Linked DNA regions of Homo sapiens: region 2 is linked to region 1. Evidence: chromatin loops called from intact Hi-C (ENCODE). Cell type or tissue: IMR-90. All regions are shown on one strand. Each heading gives the region's core, and the rest is flanking DNA. Links, peaks and the distances in the headings are about the cores only. Region 1 overlaps LOC105371024 (a long non-coding RNA gene). Region 2 has its middle 92 kb from the start of ASB7.

Region 1 (10,332 bases), core at 1,653-9,652:
TGTGGATGATTTTGCATTTATCTTTGGATGCAGCAATGAACTTTATGGATGTGAGTAATGAATTTAGGTGTTCATGTGTACCCTGACTTTTGGTAGAAAATTAATGATCTTCAGATTGAGAGTTCGATAAAAAATTCTTCTCCTGTTAGTCAAAGAAGTTTTGTGGTGGTTATTTCCCAATATACAATTAAATTCCACCCCCTACCCCCATCTTACCCAGGGCTTTAGATATTTGAGTTCCTCTCCCCAACTATATCATCCCACTTGTATGTAAACTACATAGATAGTCCTTATATTTCTGGAAATCTTGACCATGAGAGTCTGGCATGAAGGATGGGGGACAGGCAACTGAGGTTTGAGTCTTTTCTGTATACCCTAACAAGTTCTATCCATGGATGGAAACGCTATACCTTCTCATCAGACATCTGTGGGCTCCTGAGACATCAAGAACAACTTTATTTTCTTTTGTTAACATTTTGTTAGAAAAGTCCTGAACATATCCAAATGTATATACAAGGTATAAAAAACAGCCATCATTGCATCTCAATAATCATCACGTCATAGCTAATACATAGCATCTCTAGCCTGCCCATTTTCTTTCCTTCCCCTGATAGGATTCTTTTGAAGCAAATCCCACACAGCAAGTATTTTAGTCTATAAGTACTTTAGCATTTATATCTAAAAGATAAGACTCTTAAAAAAAAACCATATTGCTATTATGAAATCTAAAAATTTTAACAATAAAAATGTCATATATTCTTATTTCCTGAACTATCTCATAACTCATTTTTACAGTTGGTTTGTTTGAATCAGGATTCAAATAAAGGTCACACATTTCATATGGATTGATGAGTCTCTTAAGCATCTTTCCCATCCCCCTTAATTTTCCTGTTGAAGATCCAGGTCATTCATCCTGTGGAGTTTGTCAGATTCCGGACCTTGCTGATTGCATCCCTATGGTGTCATTTAACATGATCTTCCATCTGCAGTGTTTCTTATAAAATGGTAGATCTGTGACTTTATAATAAACAGGTTGGATTTTTTTTGGCAAAAATACTTCATGGGTGGTGGTGTGTACTTCTATCAGGAGACACATAATCTCTGGTTCTCTCCCCTTCTGTGCTATTAAGATGGATCAATGGTTTCAAATATTGTTAGCCTGATCCATCAGTTATTAAAATTCCCCATCAGCTTTTTGCCTAATGGTTTTAGCAGACATTGATGACCATTAGAGGTTTCAAAATGGTGATCTTCCAACTTTATCATTCCTTCTCCACGTGTTAACTAAAATACTTCTACAAAGAGAAACTTCCTCTCACCAAAAACTTTGTTACCCTGAGGCACAGTTCCTTCAGGGAAGGCCAGATAAATGTTTAATTTTTTCCCCTTTGTTTACAGATTTCAGAATAATAAACTGGCATTCCATTAGCCTTAAAAGTTAAAAATGAGTTTGGCGTCTGTCTCATGTTTTTTTGCTTATCATTATGAACTCACGGATTAGACATATTTATGTGTTTTTTATGCTTCAATGCATTGTAACTGCTGTTCTTGATGCTCATATTGTACTACCTTTGGCCAGTAGGAGCCTTCTGCGGTCCTACAAAGAATCCCTTTGACCCAATAGCAGCCGTCCATGACTGTGTACATGTTCTCAGATTTGACAAGATGATCCAGGTTTATCTTGTGTATTTCCTGCTCCACACCTGGATCCAGACATTTCTTCAAAGAGCCTGATTTCTTTTGGTGAAAAATGGAATTTAGAGACCAAAATCGAGGCATTTGTGGTGTTTATCACTCGTCGGCTGATCATTGTTTCTAGGCCTTTGTGAACAAATGGAACAAGGAAATACATTTTTCTTAAAGGAAACACATTATGAGTTTATTCTGATATCTTCAGATTCAAATTTAGTATTACAAAGATTTTACATTGGACCTCTTTTATTTAAAATCTTGATTCCTAACATTTGTACGGTTATTTACTTCATGTTAGCATATACATAAGCTTGAGAACATCAATTCCCAAATGATTTCTAGCAACATGATTAGTAACAATTAAGATTTCTTTGCAGTTACTTTTTTTGGTCATTGGGGTATACCGCACTAGAAATGTTCCATAGAATTACTGTGTTTTAAAATATACCCCTCTGTATGGCTAGGACATTAAGTCAATACAGAGACTTATTTCATTAAATCTGACTTTTTATTTTCACAAATTACTTTATAAATGTTCCTCATATTTCACTTTATGTAGAACATTTATATTGCACAAAAACAAAAGTTTCTCTTTAAAAATGTATTCTTCAATTGTTTTTTCTTCACAAAATGATATATTCTGGAGATTGTCTTTAGCAATGCATAGAGAGAGTCCTCATTTCTCTTAACATCTGAATAATTCTCCATTGAGTAGAAGTACTATAGTTTGAACACTAACTTTATATGATTGTATTTGTGGACATTTTAATTGTTTCCTGTCTTTTAATATAACCATGCATGTTTAAAAAACATTTTGGGAATATGTATTTGTAATAGATTTCTAAAGGGAGATTTCTGGATCAAATGCTTGTGTAATTTTGCTAAATATTTCAAAATTTCTTTTCATAGTGTTGAATAATTTTTTCTTACTCCCACCAGCACTAAGTTTCTCATCAAACTTTTGGATTTTTGTCCCTTAAATGTAAGAATAATACTCATTATAGTTTTCATTTAAATTTCTCTTATTGTGAAGGTGGTTAATCAATGTGCATGTGGATGAGGGCTATTTGCATTTTTTTCTGATATATCTGCTCATAGCTCTGGCTTATTTTTCTATGAGATTCTTAGTCTTTTTCTTCTCTCTTTTAAGAAACTCTTTCACAATCTATTTTTCCTTTTTCATTTATTTATGGTGTTTTTGTTTGTTTTTTTTTTCATGCAAAAGTTTTCCTCTGTTTATATGCTGTCAAATTTGTCAGTCTTTTCCTTAATTGCTTCTGGATTTTCAGTCATAGTTTAGGAACATTTTTCCCCCACCCTGAATTATCAGTAATTTATTCATTTTTTATTTTATATGATTTCTTATTATTCCATAATATTAAATATTTAATCTCTGAACTAATAAGAAGTTATCTTTGTATACAGGGTGAGAAACAAATCAGTTTTCTCTTTTTTTTCTGTAGCTATGCAGGTATTATTCCAGTGCCACTTATTTTAAAAGTCTATTTTTTCTCCACTGATTTGAGATGCTTCCTTTGGTGTATATTAAATTTCCATGAGCGGTTGAGCCTATTTCTGGATTTTTCTATTCTGTCCCATCAGTCTGTGCACCAGTTCTATACTGTTCTTTTAAATGATAAAAACTTTGTAATATGTTTTAATATTTGGTAACGCTAGTTTCTCCACATTGTTTTTTCAGATTTTCCTGGCTATTTCTGCTTGTTTGTGCTTCAATTAAACCTTTGAATCAGCTTGCCTAGCTCCAGAAAAAAAGCCATAATATTTATTGAGAACATGCCAAATTTATAAATTATTTTAAAATAAATTGATATCTTTTTGATGTTCAGTCTTCCTATCTACGAACATGGTATATCTCTCAATTTCCTTAATTACACTTTTGCATCTTTCACAAAAGTTTCATATTTTCCTTGAATAGGTTGCACATTTCTCATTAAGTTTACACTAAGGTCTTTTTTCTCCCTATCAGAAATGAGATCTTCCCTTTTATTATTCCTCCTAGATGGCCTTTGTTTATAGATATGGAGGCTTTGGCTCCTGTTTATTCATTTCATAGCCTGCTATTTTACTGAATTGTCTTATGGTTTGCCTTAGCTTTTCCAGTGATTATTTGGGGACTCTCCTAATATATCATCATATCATCTACACAGATTTTTTTTTATTGTTATTGTTTCCTTTCAAATTGATCTGCTTGTAGTTATTTCCTCTTTTTCTTTCTTTGGCTAATCCCTCCAATACAACTTTATACAGTAATGATGATAGTGAACATCTTTGCCTTGGTCCTGATTTCCTGATTCTATTTGCTTAGATTTTCTTTAACATTTTCCTATCAATGTTAGTGAGTGAGATTGGTCTGTAGTTTTACTTTTAGTTAAACTCTTTGTCAAGTTTTCAAACCAGTAATACTCTTGGCTTTGTAAATAATTGGAAGTTTCCCTCTTTTCCTGTGGAGTGGAGTAATTTGAGAAGCACTGAGAAATGATTTGGACTTGATGCCCTTTGGGGGCGTCTAGGAGGAGCTCTAACTATTTTCTCTATCACTTCTATGATCATTGGTCTGTTCAGACTTTTGGAAGAAAAGACTTTAGAGGAACTACTTCTGAAGAGTTGTTACTTGTGGGAATTGAAGAAAGAAATGCAAATATTCTTTGTAGCTCAGGAACCATGGAAACTGGTTTTATTGGAATATGACTTTGCTTTTATGCCTCAAACACTTAGAAAGAAGGAATAGTTTTTCCTCACAACTTGGTGTTAGTACTTCTTGGAATTAAAATGTCATGGAGAATATGTTATGAAACAGATAGTGCTCTGTAAGTCCCATCTTTTCTTGGGAACAAATATTAATATGAATTCCTATGTATGTATTACAGGAAAGCTGGGGCTCCAAAGAGCACCAAGTACATACTTTTCTTTCTTTCTTTTTTTTTTTTGAGACAGAGTCTCGCTCTGTTGCCCAGACTGGAATGCAGTGGCTCAGTCTTGGCTCACTGCAACCGCTGCCTCCCAGGTTCAAGTGATTTTCCTGCCTCAGCCTCCTGAGTAGCTGGGATTACAGGTGCCTGCCACCACACCCAGCTAATTTCGTTTTTGTATTTTTAGTAGAGACGGGGTTTTACCGTGTTGGCCAGGCTGGTCTCGAACTCCTGACCTCAGGTGACCTGCCCGCTTCAGCCTCCCAAAGTGCTAGGATTACAGGAGTGAGCCACAGCCCCTGGCCACAGTAAATGTTTAATGAATGTTCTTTTTTTGACCGGGAATCTGACTCTGTCACCCAGGGTGGAGTGCAGCAGTGCCATCTCAGCTCATTGCAACGTTTCCGCCTACCCCGGGTTCAAGTGATTCTCCTGCCTCAGCCTCCAGAGTAGCTGGGATTAGAGACACCTGCCACCACGCCTGGCTAATTTTTTTTTTTTTTCTATTTTTAGTAGAGATGGGGTTTCTCCATGTTGGCCAAGCTGGTCTCGAACTCTTGACCTCAGGTGACCCGCCCACCAAGGCCTCCCAAATGCTGGGATTATGGCCATGAGCTGCCACACCCGGCCTGTATGCTTCAACTTCATGTCATTTCAGGAGTTAAGTAAATAGATCAATGTTTAATTTTGTTTAAAATCTCTAGTAGAGTTAATAATGCATTAAAATTATGATGATTATTTTTGAACTCTCTTGTTGACATTTGCCAAATTAGGATAGTTTAATTATTTGGGGTTTGCAATTTTGCGCTGAAAGGCACATCATGGGGTTTAAGTGCCGTTTCTGTTTTACTCTTAAGAGATCACAATCCTCCACTCTTACTCCTCACTTGCTTTTTCTCTAGATAATAATTTCCACTAGAACTTTGGGGAGCTCAGCAGATGCAATTGGATTTTTTTGTCCAAACTAATGACTTGTTTCTGGAAAGAAAACTGTTACCATCAACGGGATTCTTTTTCTTTTTTAAAACATTATACAGTGTTTGGTTCAGGCCAGCGGTGTGGGATGGGATTTAGTCTCCGGATTTGCCAAGATGTTTATGCAGCAGGAATGTTACTTATGTAAGCCTGGAAGCGCTCCTGATGTGCTATAGCCTCCTCTTCCATCACAGCTTTTTTTCATTAAGAAGTTGATCTTCCTTTCATGATACCACATTAAGTGGCTGAAAGGAAAAGAAAAAAATTGTTTACTGTACTAAATAACCTAACTCTCCGCAAAGCATCCATTTGGTTAAAGGAACTGCAAGGAGCTCTGGAAAACGGGGCTGAGAATTGTTTTGATGCTCTCAGCTTGGCCCCTCACTCACTTCCTGTTGCTCTCTAGTTGCAATCAAACTCATATGTGGGAAAATAGAAAATGCTTTTAAAAGAAAAGAAAGATGAATTCACAAACAAGCAAAACACCCTCTTTTACATTTTTTCTGGGGACTGAAATTTCCATGTAATGGAAAAGTGTCAAATGAGAGAAATCATCAACGCTAAACATGAATGAAACACAAATAAAAGCTATATGTGAGAAGCTAAGGAAGAAAAGGGTTAAACTCACCCTGCCACAGATGAGTAAATATCTACATGTTTATATAACCAACCAACAAACTCACTGAGAGCAAACAGGACATTGTGAGGTGAAAACAGAGCTGTGAAAGTCGGACACTCCCAGCCCTCCCGGCTTATCTCATCCTCTGCTTTTCTGTGGATGCTGCCCTATGAGTCAGACGAGATGAGAAACTTTAATCATTCTAAGCAGATGTGTATCAGCACTCTCTGATAAAAGCATGCCAGCACACTGCACCAGTCTGTATCGGCACCCATCCTCCAACAAAGCAATGGTCCCTCAACCAAGACGGTAACAGCTCAGGTTAGACTAGCCCAGCGACCCCTCCCTGGGCTGTTCTGTGACATCAGCAGTGCAGAGACGGAGATTCTTCGCAGAGGGTCCTAGGCTGGGCTTGAAGCATCAGTAGGTGTTTACCTTCTGCCCGTAGCTGTATGAACTTTCTGAATGTTGGAGGTGTGCTGCTACGTTGACGTGGTTTTCACGTGTGGGCAGTGAGTGAGGCTAGGGCCACAGTCCTGAGAAGTGGCCTCTTGCTTGAAAAAAACTGTCATTTTCATTGGACAAGAGGTGCAGCCTCAGCCCAGAAACATCATGGGGGTGGGAGTCCCTATTATTTCTTCCTTAATTATCTCTCCAACTAATATTGAGCAGCTAGATACTGGCAGGGCTGCCACATACGGCTGTGCAAGCTGCATACTGGACAAGGGTGCTGTATCCGAGACATTATTCCCACGGTAGCTGTCATAGATTTGCATGTTTATTGTGTTGATTTTCTGGAGGACACCAGGAAAGTACCTTGAATCAGGAAGTCCTGTTCCCAAGTTTCATAAAAGAGCTATATGTGCTTGAGGGACTGTGTGCACAGGGCTGGGTGTGCAGATCCAAAGATGCAGGGGAGCACAGGAGCCTTCCAGGGTTCTGGATTTTGTTGTATGTGCACCAAGGCCAAGGGGGCTAGGTGGCGAGGACCCTGCAGGATCTCCTGGGATCAAGGAAAGAGGAGGACCCTGGCCTCCCAGGACCAGGCCCCTAAAACAAGTCATATATATTGGACAGTCTGTTGAGTGGCACTACCCTATAGAAACACAACGTGAGCTGTAAATACCAGCCACGTGTCATTTCAAAGCTTCTGGTAGCCATATTTTTAAAGTGAAAAGAAACAGATTCTAATGTATATATTATCTATTATGTTAGATATATTAGATATACATATATCTAATATATATTATGTTATCTATATATCTGATATATATCTAATATCTAAGATATTATTATATATAAAAATACATATATAAATTTTGGTACAAAGTCTTTGAAATCCAGTGTGGATTTTACACTCTCAGGACATGCCAATCTGGACTAGCCACACTTAAAGGGCCCGGTTGCCTGCTGTATCTGGTGGCCCCCAGCTGCTTGTACATCTCTGGAGTCTTGCTAGCTACCATTTGAATCCTCTCTCCAGCTGAGGGTGCAGCCTCCCTTCTTGGAGCAGTCTAAGCCTTGGGTCTCTAAAGGGCCAAAAGTGTGGATGAGTGTTGGGGGTCCTTGGGCAGCCGCACCCAATGGTGTTGTGGGGCTCAAGCAGGTGGGTGCTCCTGCCCACCCCTGTGCCACACCCTGAATCACTTCCCTGGTCAGCCCCGGGGCCTGGGTGTACTTGGTTGAGTAAGTCAGCACTTTTGGGAGATGCAAGGCAAATAGAAACCCGGGACCCGGTGCTGTTCTCATCTGAGGAAGAAACCACCACAAACCACTCTTTAAGGAGCCACATGAGTGAGCAAGTTCAGAGACACAAGCAGCCACAGAACTGCGTGGCCTCCCTCCAAAACGCTAATGACGATGGTGGTCACAGTGCCATGACCACAGTTCCAGGCGTGGTGCTCGGCACTGTATCTGATTTCCACAATGCACACCAGCTCCTTGGGAGGTAGATCTTAGCACCCTGCCTTGTGAGGAGGAAGCAGAGACTCAGAAAGACAAGTGTATTGCTCAGGGTCTCATGATCCAGGCAGGGAGGCTGGCAAAGCCTCCACAGCGTCTGCTGCCTCTTCCGGGTCACCAGCAGCTGGACATGAATAGAGGTGTTATTTACACGGTCCAAAACGTTGGCCAAATCCACTGGGCAGGGTTGCCTTGGTGACCTGTTGTCCCATAGAGTCTGGCATCATTGCCAGAGCCTGCAAAAACAAAGTTAGACTGAGGTTTAGATGGCTTCGTGTGGAAGCTTCCCTGCTCATCCCTACATGTGGCACAGTATCCTGAAAGAGAAGAGCCATTGGAGTCTGTTTCAATTCTTCTCTGGGTTCATTTGGGACACTTGGGAGCAGGTGGAAGGTGCCTTGTCCCTGGCCAGGTGTAAGTCAGATCTCAGCTGTCACCTGTGAGGGCAGCCAGGACGTGGGACGGGCTTGGAGAGGAAGAGAAAGGAATGTGGGGTGATGAGACAAAGGAAGAAGAGGAGAGAGAGAGAGAGAGTGTGTGTTTCATGTGTGTTTCAGAAACAGATTGACAGTGTCAGGAGCTGAAAGAAGATGAGGACCAGTCAGCGCAGGGAGGCGAATTTTGAGAAATACCCAGCGGAGTGCTCTGAGTTGAGGCTTAGAGAAGAGACAAAAGGTTTGCAAAGCAGAGAAAGTCAGGGATTCGAACTGTGGGTGGGTGGCCCTGGGGTAGAGCCAGGGCGCCTGGGTGCAGAAATGTACTCCATGCAAGAACTTTCTGGCGGGCACAGTCGGAGGAGGGGCTGCCTCAGCAGGATGTGTTCCCCACCCCCGGAGGTGGATAAGTTTGCGCATAGTCACAACTTGGCGTGGATTACATGGACCTGGAGCTCAACGAGGTGTCCTTAGTGGGATGGAGTACTGCCTTCAGCAAGACGGCAAGAACAAAGACAAAGAGGATGCTACAGTGAACCTGGAAAGCTCTAGGTGAATCTTTTTATGAGTTTAAAAAATAAGAGTCTGTGTGATGAAAATTACAAGCCACTGATGAAAGAAATCAAGGAAGACCTAACGCATGGAGACACGTCAGGGTTCATGGATTCGAAGGCTCAGCACGACAGATGTCTCTTCTACCCAAACTGACGGCAGTTTTAACACCATTCCTATCAAAATCTCAGCAAGGTTTTTACAGATACAGACAAGCTTATTCTATAATATATATGAAAAAGGAAAGGCCCGAGATAACAATCTCTGACAGAGGAGAATGAAGTAGGAGAAACCACATACCCGGTACTGAGACTTACTACAGAGCTATAGAAACCAAGCGTGGTGCTGGCAGAGGGCAGACACACACATCAGCAGCACCGAATGGAGGCCCAGCGCTTGACACTTCCTGACCTGTGAGTGTTGACCCATCAGATGAGTTCCGGAGTCTCTTCCCCCCCTCTCCTTGCCCTTTATCCCTGGGGAAGTCCAGTGCTGACAGGGAGCTTCCATGCCACCCTGGCATGGGACAGGGGCCATCTAGGTGGCAGGCCAGCCTTCAAACCTCTGCACATCCTCACTGAATGGGGCCCCCACTCCATGTCCTCTACTGCCAACTCTTAGCCATCTCCACCTCGCTCCTAGGAGCCCCAGAAAGCTGTGAGTGCCCCCCAGGCCATTTCAGCTCTGCAGAGGACAAGTGCCACCCCACCTCTGTCCCAGTCTCCTCCAGACCGTGTCTCTCCAGATGGCCACCAGCCAGGCCACAGAGTCTCAGAGGAAAAAGGGGGTCCAAGTTCCTCTGCCTTGGCATCCCTCAACCTACCATGAGGTATCTCTGACCCCTGGAAAGTGGGGTGAGTCATCCCACAGTGCAGGGCCTGATCCTGGGGCCTCTCAGTCAGCAGGAACCCCCCTGTCATCCTATCCCACACTCTTCCCTCCTCTTCTGCAGGAAGTGCCAGATGCCTTTGTCCTCTCAAAGCTATCATCCTTGTGTGTGCTTCTGAGAGCAGGATTGGACTCCATGGGTCGAGGCTTCCCCTGCAGGCCTCACTGGGCTCTTCCGGGTCTCCCTTCCCTGAGACAGTCAGCCCCAGCCTTGAGTCTGGCTGGAAGGGAGGAAGAGCTACAGGCAAAGAGGAATGACTGACAAGGGAGCCTGTGGGGT
Region 2 (10,332 bases), core at 1,001-9,000, 64 kb before region 1:
TGAAACTGCGCCCATCCTTGGTCCCTGGGTCCCAAATGGAGTCCACTTTAGCACAGGGGTTTCAAACCAGGGTCTATGAGTTGGCTTCGGGTCCTTGTTAATTCGTTGAGAAGTGTGTGCCAACAATAATTTTTTTGGTGGAAAGGGTACATAGCTTTGTTGGATTCTCAAAAGAATCTGTGATCTCCTGAACCTTAAGAACAAGTAGATCAGGTTAATACGTTCTAAGGTAGAAGGAATTTTGGTCAATTGTGCAAATAAACTGAAAGATATTCTTGGCCAATAGTTTCAGAGAAAGTCGGTGTGAAGCCAATTCTAGGCACTTGATTAACATGATTGTTACTTTCCCTGTAATTCCTGGCCTGAAAGCCTCCCTTGGTACCACTTTTCCCAGCCAAGTGGTGCTTTCTTCCAAATGCCTTGAGGTGCCTCTCAGATTTTGGAGGGCGGCCAGTGCCATGACTTTAGGACACGTTTAACTTTCTAGGCCTCCAAAGCGCCAGGCAAGTGGCCCCTTTTCTTTTTGTTTGTCCCCTCATCCCCTTCTCGTCTCCTTATTGTTTCATGGATTTTAAAAGATTTTTATATTTTATTTTGTTCTCGATCTCATTTCCACAAAGGATATGAAGCGTCTGATTTTCTCAAGATGTAGGGTGTGTGAATTCTTTGTGTATCTTACAAATGTCCTTTCACCAGAATGTTTAAGGAGGGCCCGGATACTCAAGAATCAGTTAATAAAATCATCGCATTCACTGAAGATTGACCGCAGAAGCGTTTCCATTTGCGTCGTCACTGACAAGGCACGATGCATGTGTCTGCTCTCTGCCTTGGGAAACAGCGATCGTCTCCAGTATTGATTCTTTTGTTGGATGGTTGGACGGTTCCTTGGGGATTTGATGGCCTTACAGCCACCATCCTAAGATTGCCTCCTCGCTGGTGACAAGGCTAAGATTGTTTTGTGGATATGGCTATTGTTACTGTTCTTTCAGTATGTTCTTGATGTGAATTTGTTTTATTGTGATTTTTCTTTCTCATTACAGGAGAAATGACCTAATGCATTTAGAGTTTTGATTATGTTCCAGCTTGTTAAGGGTTTTGCCCTGCTGAACAGTTTGTGAGTTGAAGAGGCCAGAAGCATAAGGAGCTCCAGGAAGCTTCCAGCTGGCCCCTGGCAGGGAAACATGTGCCTACATTGGCAGATGTAGGCTTGAGACAGACACATGTTTCTCCATGTTGAAGCCTAAGCTTCTCCAGCTCCTGAAGAGGGACACTGTGTTTGTCATTGGCCAGGGAGTCCCCTCCAGCCTTTCTCTTTTGAACACTTTTACCCAGGGGTATAAATGATTGTGACTCTCAGTCCAGAGCTCCTGTTGAGACCCTGTATTGAGAGGTGTGCCAACAGGTGCAAGGAACCAAATCAGGCCTCTGTTCCAGCTCCTCTCTGACTTGCCTGTTCAGGGCAGCGACAGCCACATTCCCCTCAGACAATAGGAGTCCAAGTTGGCCCTTGTCCATTCTCACCCTGGTGCTCTGACTGTACACCAGGTGCTACCCAGTGCAGTGTGGTGAGCAAAGGACATTGCAGCTTCTTGGCTCTGGCTTTTGGGCACAGGTGCAACTGACCCCCAGTCCAGAGCCCTGATGGAATTAGCCCTGCCCTGGGGTCTGGGAGCAAGCTCATGGAGACACGAAGAAGGGGCGGTCCAGAGGGGTAACTCACAGATGACTAGTGTCAAGAGCAGAACTTGACGCCAGGCCCAGGTCCAGGAATGTAGCATCAGGTGGATCTGGGGTGACCCAAGAGAGCTGGACATCCTCAGATGCCTTTGTGGCTCATCATGTGAGGGGGTAGTCTTCTGTGGAAAGAGCCAGCAGACAAAGAATCAACCAACGCAATCATTTTGGCCACTTACCAATCCCTTGGGTAAAAGTCCATTGGGTGTTTAACTGGCTCATCACATAGACATACAGCTTTTATGATGGTTTGACTTAGGGTTTTCCAACTTTACAGTGGTGCAAAAGTTATACACGTTGACTAGAAACCATACTTCAGTACAGTATTCAACAAACTGCATGGGGTATTCAACACTTATTATAAAATAGGCTTTGTGTTAGATGATTTTGCCCAACTGTAGACTAATGTCAATGTTCTGAGCATGTTTAAGGTCAACTAGGCTAAGCTATGATGTTTGGTAGGTTAGGTGTATTAAATGCATTTTCGATTTATGATATTTTCAACTTATGAAGGGTGTATTGGGATGCAACCCCATTGTAAGTCAGGGAGCATCTGTAGTCTTTATAGGCCAATGTTCTCATGGAATAATGAGGCAGACACTCAGAGAAGCTGTGTGAGGTGCCCAGAAGTCTTGTCATTTAGCTCAGGTTCAGTCCTACTCCCTCTGTTCACGGCTCCTTCACTCCCACCAGACAGTCCCATTCATTCCCTTAACATATTGTCCTGAGTTTGGTTTTGACATTTCCTTGTCTTCAAAGCCCAGCAAATTCAATGCCTTGCATCTGAACTCTTCCTCTAGGGAGTTTGGAATACTCTCTATGCATCTTTTTAGACTTCTGGAATGTTGTTAACCTTAAAAGTAGGAAATCGTTGAGGAGGCACTTGAAAGTCCCTGGCTTACAGTATCACGCTTAGTCATTCCTCACTGAGAATTCTCTCAACTTTCATTTCTTAAGGGTTACCAAGCAAGTCACATCCTCAACTTTCATTGGCAAGACCTTCATGGTTGCTATGAGCCAGTTCAAAGAGAGCAGGGTCTCGGGCTTTGGCCTCAGACCAGCAAGCTGGGGCTGGCCTGGCCTTTGCCCTAATTCCTGGATATCTGTAACATCCCATGTCACTGGATAAATGCAGTGAAGCCATTCCTCCTCTAAGGGTCAAAGATCTGTGGTCAGGCCACAGAGCAAAGCCGAGTTAGGAAGACTCCAAGGTAACAGAGTTTTAGGAGCACAGAACCAGTGCAAGGAGCAAGCAGCTGAGAGATGCTGGAAGTGGTGTGGAAGTGGCGTTCCATTTCAGGGGATGGCTTCTCACTCTCACCCTCTGGCTTCCATTTCTTATGGGCAGTCACTGCCCTCAGTAAGACTGATGGCGCCCATGTTCTCCTCTTAGCTCTCCTTTGGGATGTGCACGGACCTCAGGCAGTGGGCATCATTAAGCATGTGCTTCAGCATAGTGAAAAGATAGGATGCTGAGGGTGTTGCCCCCGTGGGGGCCCCTCTTCATCTGCCGCTTCCAAGTGGCTCCCGTACTAAGACACATTCTGTGGCTGCAGGAAAATGAACCTTTGCCCACCCAGTCTGTCCAGCATGATGCTTCAACTCTGCAGCAACGACATGCTTCGACTTTGCAGACAGCCTTAGGGGTGGATATCAACTCTACAAGCATTTAGTGAATAAGCACACTGTCTTGTAAGGAATATATACAAATATATGTATAGCATTAATGGAGTTCCTGCCACATGCTAGGAGGCTCTGGGCACTTTACCCTATGGTGCAGCATTTAATCCTCATAGAATATTCCTCATAGAAAAAAGGTAGGTGCTATTATCATCTCTACTTTAGAGACAAGGAAAGTAGACTTAGCAAGAGGAAGTGGCTCTCCTCAGGCCACATGGGTAAAGTGGCAGAATGAGGCTCAAACCTGGGGCTGTGCGGCTCCACTGTCCACATACCTCCCACGAGCTGGTCAGCCTCTGAGTGATAATAGTGGCTTTGAAGGCTTAGAGGGAATGGCTGTAGCTGGGTGTCCAAGCAAGCCATATCTGTAAAATGAGTGCCTTCTAAGTGGGTAGAACTCAGAGGAGCAGAGAGGAAAGGAGGGAAATTCCAGGTGGGTTGGGCCAGGAGTGCAAACATACATAACTGGTTTGATGGATGGAGAGTGAACAAGTTTGGCCAGAATCAAGCAGCGTTTCTCAACAGGGGCACCACTGGCATCGGGATGAGACAATTGTTCAGTGTGTGGGACTGTTCCAGGCATTAGAGGGTAATTCTCATGCCTGGACCCTGCCCAGTAAGTGCCACCCCCATCCTAATGACAATGAAAATGCTTCTACCCATTTCCAAACACCCTCTAGGGCACCCCAGGTTGAGAACCACTAGAGAAATGAGAGCTGGAAATCAGCTGGGGACTGTTATTGGGATAAGACTGAGGAGGGCCTTGAAAGCCAAACAAGGTTAGCCTTGAGACTGGAGACGATGGGGAGTGACTGAAGGTTTATGAATGAAGAAGAGTGTGCGGGGCGGCCAGGGGGAGGCACTGGAGAGGAAGAGAACCTAGACTCCAATGAGAGCAGACTCTCAAGGTAGCTGAGAATGCCTGTAAGCCACCTTCTGCCAGTCCTACAGGGATCAGTGTCATATTCACATGAAAGAGCCCAGCACCACCACCAACAGAGGTACAATGACACAGAAGTGTGCATGACTCCCTGATCAATCTCTAAATCAGGGGCTCTGCTCAAGGCATGGTGGGGAATCAAGGCTAGATAATAAAGAGATAAACTACCCTGATATTACTAACAGAAAGGAAGCAAGGAAGGAAGGAAAGGAGGGAGAGAAACTAAAAGAAAGATGACTGGGAAGCTTGCCAATGATTATTTCTTTGCCTTTTTAGTTCAGTTTATTTAAACTGTCTCTGAGCCTGCATCCCTTTATCCAAGAGGTCATCAAACTTTGTCTTATAAACTTCATCACAGGATTAATTTGCAAACAAGGAACGTGCTGTACCAGCCATGGGTACTTGAGCTAGGAGTCTCAAGGAACTTAGTACATACTAACAGACCCTCAGAAGCCTTAGCCCTTGACCTTTAATATCTCCAGGCAGAGAAAAGTACAGGGCTGTGGAGTAGAGGAAGAAGCCCTCTGAGGTCCATGTGAGCTGGCTGTCTCCACATGTGTCCTGAATGAGAGCAGCTCCGCTGGGGAATGAAAACCAAAACCTAGACCCCTAGCTGCCCTTTGGGACCACTGGGCATTGCTCTTTGGCCTGGAAAAGATGCCGTAACTGCTAGCATTCCAGTTATCAGACAGCTTCAAGAATGATATGTAGTTTTGTTTATAAGGAAAAATGCCAAGCCCCTGAGAAAATTCCCAGAACAATGATTGTAACTCATGACAAGACAGAGTATATGAAGTTTTTCTGGCGCCTTGGCCCAGGCTGTTGATGTAGGACCTTGTGGGATTTTCTTTTTCATCCTCCAAGAAGTTATGCTTTTTCACCAAAATACTGATTTTTAAAAATGAAACTTCATGGCTCTTTTGGGAGGATTCAAAGGAATTCTATCCTAATATCACTATTTCTAAAGAACTTTCTCCACTTCATTTCAGCTGGGCTGTAAGTTCTCATTTCCCATCCAGAGTAGGGGCTGATTTTGTAATGCGTTATCACACTGATACTGAATTTTAACTCAGAGGGTGGGGTGGCGTGATCTTGGTTTAATAAAATTTAAAATTCCCCAAGTCCTACTAATACCCACAACTCTATGACGGCAGAACAAATTTTGTTATGTATTTAGTGAGGAACACTACCCTGGATCATATTCCAAACTTCTGCCAGTTCTGAAAATGTCTAGCCAATATCTCTTCAAATACTGACTTTTCTCCATTCTTTTCCTCTCCTTCTCTGACTCTGATTAAATGCATGTTGGTCTTCTCATTCCGTCGTCCACATTTCTTAACTTCTCTTTCACATTTTCCATTTTTTGTCACCGTGCTTCATTCTAGATGATTTATATTGACCTAGCTTCCAGTTCCCAAATTCTTTCTTCAGCTTTTTCTGCTTTTGTTGAACCTGTTGACTGAGTTTTAAATTATGATTATTCCTTATTTTTATTCCTAGAAGTTCCATTTGGTTCAATTTCAAATTTGCTATGTCACTTTTTATAGTTTCCTATTCTCTGCAGGATATTTTAAGCTTCAAAAATCTTTTAACATCAAGAAGTGTAGTTATTTTATAATTCATGTCATATGATTCTAGAATCTGACTTTTTGCAGGTTTGTTTCTGCTGTTCATTCTTTCTATTGGATCTCACTCATGGTGCCTTGTTTCCTTATGTGCTTGGTTATTTTTTATTGTATAATGCTGACTGTCCTTGAAAAATTATTTGTGGGATGAAGTGCTTCCCTTCGGGATTTGCATTTGTTTTTTCCTGAAGTTGCCTGAGGTCACTGCTAGTCAAAGAGTACTTTAAACTAAATTCGCACTTAAGATTAGTTTGGGACCATCCCAGGAATGTGAATTTGGGATGCAGATCTCCCTAAAGGCCTACTTACGATTACAAATATTGAGAGGACATCGCCATCCTCTCCTGCTCTGTTCAGTGCCTCATTTAATTCCCTCACTCGGATGGGAGAAGATTACTACTGACTCATTTTTATTCTGAGGGTATAGCTTTTTGGGCTCATGATTTAATGTGGGGAGATTCTCCTGTTATACTCTTCACTTTTGTTTTTCCCCGTCACCATCAGGAACCAATCAAAGTTCAAGTTTGCTGGATCAGCAGTTGCCCTCAAAGCAAAAGCAACTCCAGTATTGCTCTTTCGTTTCTGGGGCTCCCTCTTTCTCTTAAATGTTTGGCCTAATAATTCCTCACTATTAGGTTGCAACATATGATATTATTATTAGTACACCATTTTTGACTGTCAAAAAGACAACTTTAATAAATCTAATATTTAGCCAGCTTTTGGATGCTTCAAAATATGTGTCTCTCCTATTTTATCTGACATTTGTCATTGTTTTCTGCAGAAGGGTTGACCCAAATAATCCAGTCTGCCAAATTCCCAGAAGTAGAGTCTGCCTTTCAGCTCTTCCGGTCGATGCTTGTGGGAAGACTTTCCCCTCTCCAAAGCCAGCTCACCCATGTGTGATCTCTGGGAACTTTCTCCCACATAGTACCTTCTTATCTTGGGTGACCACAGTTTTTCTCTTTCAGTTAACCCCTTCTCTTCTGCCATTTTGGCTTAGTAGTTCATGTTTCTCTCTCTACTGGAAAACTTTTACAACAAGCGGGAATGACTTCTTTCTCATCATCTAACTACTGCAAAGAGTAAATTAATACAGAGAAAGACCATGAAAAATGAAAAATAAGTGAACAGGAAACATGGCTGAAAGGCAAAAAGATGTTTTGAAAGGTTAATGTGAATGGAAGTCCAGAATTACAGCCATGTAGTTGCCTGTCAGAGCAGCTGATCCCATTTGTAGCAGGAAGATAGAGGGCCACCGAAAGAGATCTCCAAAAAAAATACAAAATGAATAGATTATGGAGTGTACTTAAATATAATGAGAGGAGAATGTATCCAGAGGAGATGTTAATGAATAGCTAAGCAAAACAAAACAATAACAACAATACACATGCACACACAGGAAAACAAAGAAGCAAAGAAAGAAAGGAAGGAAGAAACAAAAACCTAAAGCCATTATTAACTTCAGGGAAAAGAAAAGCTGTAAAGCAAAGGAAAGATGGTCACTATGTGTATGGCTCAGCTATAGATAATATTTACATATCCATGACTATGTGGATATAAAAATTGGTTTATTGTGGTAAAACTATATTAGGAGAATGGGGAGTATGTGTGTGGGTGAGGGGTGGTATAAGAGAGCTAAATTCTTATTTTCCCATTGTAGGAAGTCAATAGGTAGTATCTAAACTTAAAAAAAATAAAAATGTGCTCATATGAACATGTCATTTAGAAATATGGCTCTGTGAAAATGTTGAAAGAAGTAGGTAAAATAGGTCAAGGTGGCTGCATCTGAAGATTCAGAATAAAAAGTAAGTGTGGCAAAAAAAAGTGAGTGTAGCAAGAAACTACTTTTTAAAATTATAAATCTAGTATCATTTGACTTTTAAAACTGTGTGCTTTTATTACTAAGATAAAACATGAAAATTAAATTAAAAATATAAATATTACAAACAGACAAAATTATCATGGTTGATTGCATATCTTGAAAACCTGAGAGACTAATTAAAACTTAGTATTGAGTAGAACATGTAGCAGGTTTGCTGGATACAAGGTAAATATACAAAAATAAATAGCCTTTCTCTATTATCAAAATTCAGTTAGAAATGAAAATGGAAATCTCCTACTCATCTTAGTTATTTAAAATCCTGCAATATTCATAGGAATAAAAATAAAACTAGCAAGAAGAATCTAACACCTACTGAAGAACATTATACAACTTTATTAAAGAAATTAAAACAACATTGGAGAGACATATCACATACCTAAATAGAAAGTCAAAATTGTATAAAAATGAAAATGAAATGTGATTTTAAATGGAATCCCTATACTATATCTTTAAATAAATATATCTTAAAGGTAATTGAAAAGAACAAAGTCTGAGAATAGCCTGGAACAACTTATAAAAGAATGGTGTGAGGGGAGTAGTTTGCCTCAGGGGATACTACAGCTTTAAAACTGCTTTAACAAAACAGTATGGCATTGACACACAAATATTCACATAGAGCAGTGAAACGGAACAAATCCAGAAACGGTAACATTTTCTTCATCATCTTTGGCTTGTTTCATTGTTGCAAACATGTATTGCTTCATAATTTAAAAAATCTAATAAAGATAATTCAATAATAATCCAATGAAATATTTTCATGTATATGCATTTTAAGTATTTCTTTAGAAAAACAATGGTATTGTCAGATGACTTTCTCTTTTTCTGCATGTGTTTTTCTTCTTTTAAAAATTCTAACGCTCATTACCAACTATCCAGTAACACAGAAGTATATTAAGAAAAACTTGCAGGTTTCTCTTCAAGACTCAGTCCTTGTTCCCTTCTCAGAGGAGATTTAGGGTGTGTTCTCCCTCTTAATCACTAAGATTGCTTTGCATGGTCCAGATTGCGTGGTCATTTTATGGTCCTATATACTACTGTACAAAGGAAAGATTGCTGCAAATATATTTAAGGATTTAAAAACTTAAATGAAATAATTTTTAAAAATTTAAAATAATTCTGCACTTACTATTCTTTGACTATTTTTAAACATATCTTTTTAAAATGTCTCATGCAACAGAAACATAGATTATTAAAAGTTCTTCATCACAGGTCCCATCTTCCCACCTCACTCCCAATCTGATTTCTCTTGCTAGAGTAACAGGTTGGTAAGGACCATTCTAGTTCTTTGTTTCATGACATATATATATATGAGATATATATATATCTCCCTACAAATATTGTACATATATAAATATATATATATATAGAGAGAGAGAGAGAGAGAGAGAGGCACTTGAAAAATGGGTCATAACAAATGTACTGTTTTGAGGCTCTATCTTGCATTTAAGAATATACCTTTGGTCTCTTTTTGCTTCTGTACGTTTAGAACCACCTAATTCTTATGAATGATTGCATGATATTTCACAGGAGTAATACACCATCATTTATTTGGCCAGTCCCATTCTAAGAGATCTTTAAGTTTCTCCTACTTTAGCTATTATTAGCAATACTGCGGGAAATGTTCCTGAATGTGTAGCCTTGTGCACGGTGTGAGGATTTGGGTCAGGTACATTCCTAACTGTGAGATTACTGGATCAGAGGGCCGCCTGCTTTGTCAGTGGGCATCGCTCAGTGCCCTCCAAAACAGGGTGCCCATTCCATACTCTAAGAGCTTGTGATGCAGCCTTGTGATGGATTCCTTTCTTTCATAACCAAACCCACATGTCATATTATCAATCTTTAAAAATGTTTGCCAATCTGGTACATTTTTAAATGTCATCTCATTGTTTGAACTTGTGTTTTTAAGTGTAACATTTGTATTTCTTCTGTGAATTGTGTTTTGGTGTCATTTGCCTGGTTATTCTGCCCAGGTGGCTCTTTTTCTTTTACTAATTCTTAAAATTTTTTGTAGTTGGTGAATTGGGATTATTTATCATACACATTACAAATAATTTCTCCCTGAGTCTCTCTCACCATTAAACTTAGAAAATGATGTTATTAATGTACAGAACTTCTCAAATTTGTAGGTAGTTGAATATATCATTATTTTATTTTATGGCTAATGGATTCGATATCTTGCTTAGCAAAACTTTCTGCATATTAAGTATGAAGATATGTTCCTATATATTTTCTAATACTTTTATAAATTTATTTTTTGCAATTGATTCTTTGATTCATTTGAATTTTATTTTTGTATATGGTGTTGTGTTAGGGATCTGAGTAGTTCAATTTTTTTTTTTTTTAAGACAGGGTCTCACTGTGTCACCCAGGCTGAAGTGCAGTGGCATGCTCGCAACTTACTGCAGCCTCAACTTCCCAGGCTCAAGGGATCCTCCCACCTCAGTCTCTTGAGTAGCTTGAACCACAGGCAT

What was found. A loop is a pair of places that touch in the nucleus more often than their neighbours do. Peaks named below come from ENCODE experiments on the same cell type or tissue, not always from the same donor. Only the 100,000 strongest peaks of a DNase experiment are listed, where the experiment ranks them.
Region 2: a loop joins it to region 1, with 2.0 times the contacts of the local background. A loop is called at or near these places in 6 of 110 quality-filtered maps.

Annotation. Positions count from the first base shown.
Region 1 is chr15:100,753,531-100,763,862 of GRCh38, forward strand. The region is part of intron 2 of LOC105371024 (a long non-coding RNA gene); the gene reads left to right. Among named protein-coding and RNA genes, the nearest start is that of GCAWKR, 91 kb to the right of the region's middle. In IMR-90, for the core only: no CTCF peak of the experiment used is centred there; DNase peaks (open chromatin) are centred at 5,731 and 6,391; H3K27ac peaks cover 971 bases.
Region 2 is chr15:100,689,804-100,700,135 of GRCh38, forward strand. No RefSeq gene overlaps it. Among named protein-coding and RNA genes, the nearest start is that of ASB7, 92 kb to the left of the region's middle. In IMR-90, for the core only: no CTCF peak of the experiment used is centred there; a DNase peak (open chromatin) is centred at 5,098; H3K27ac peaks cover 177 bases.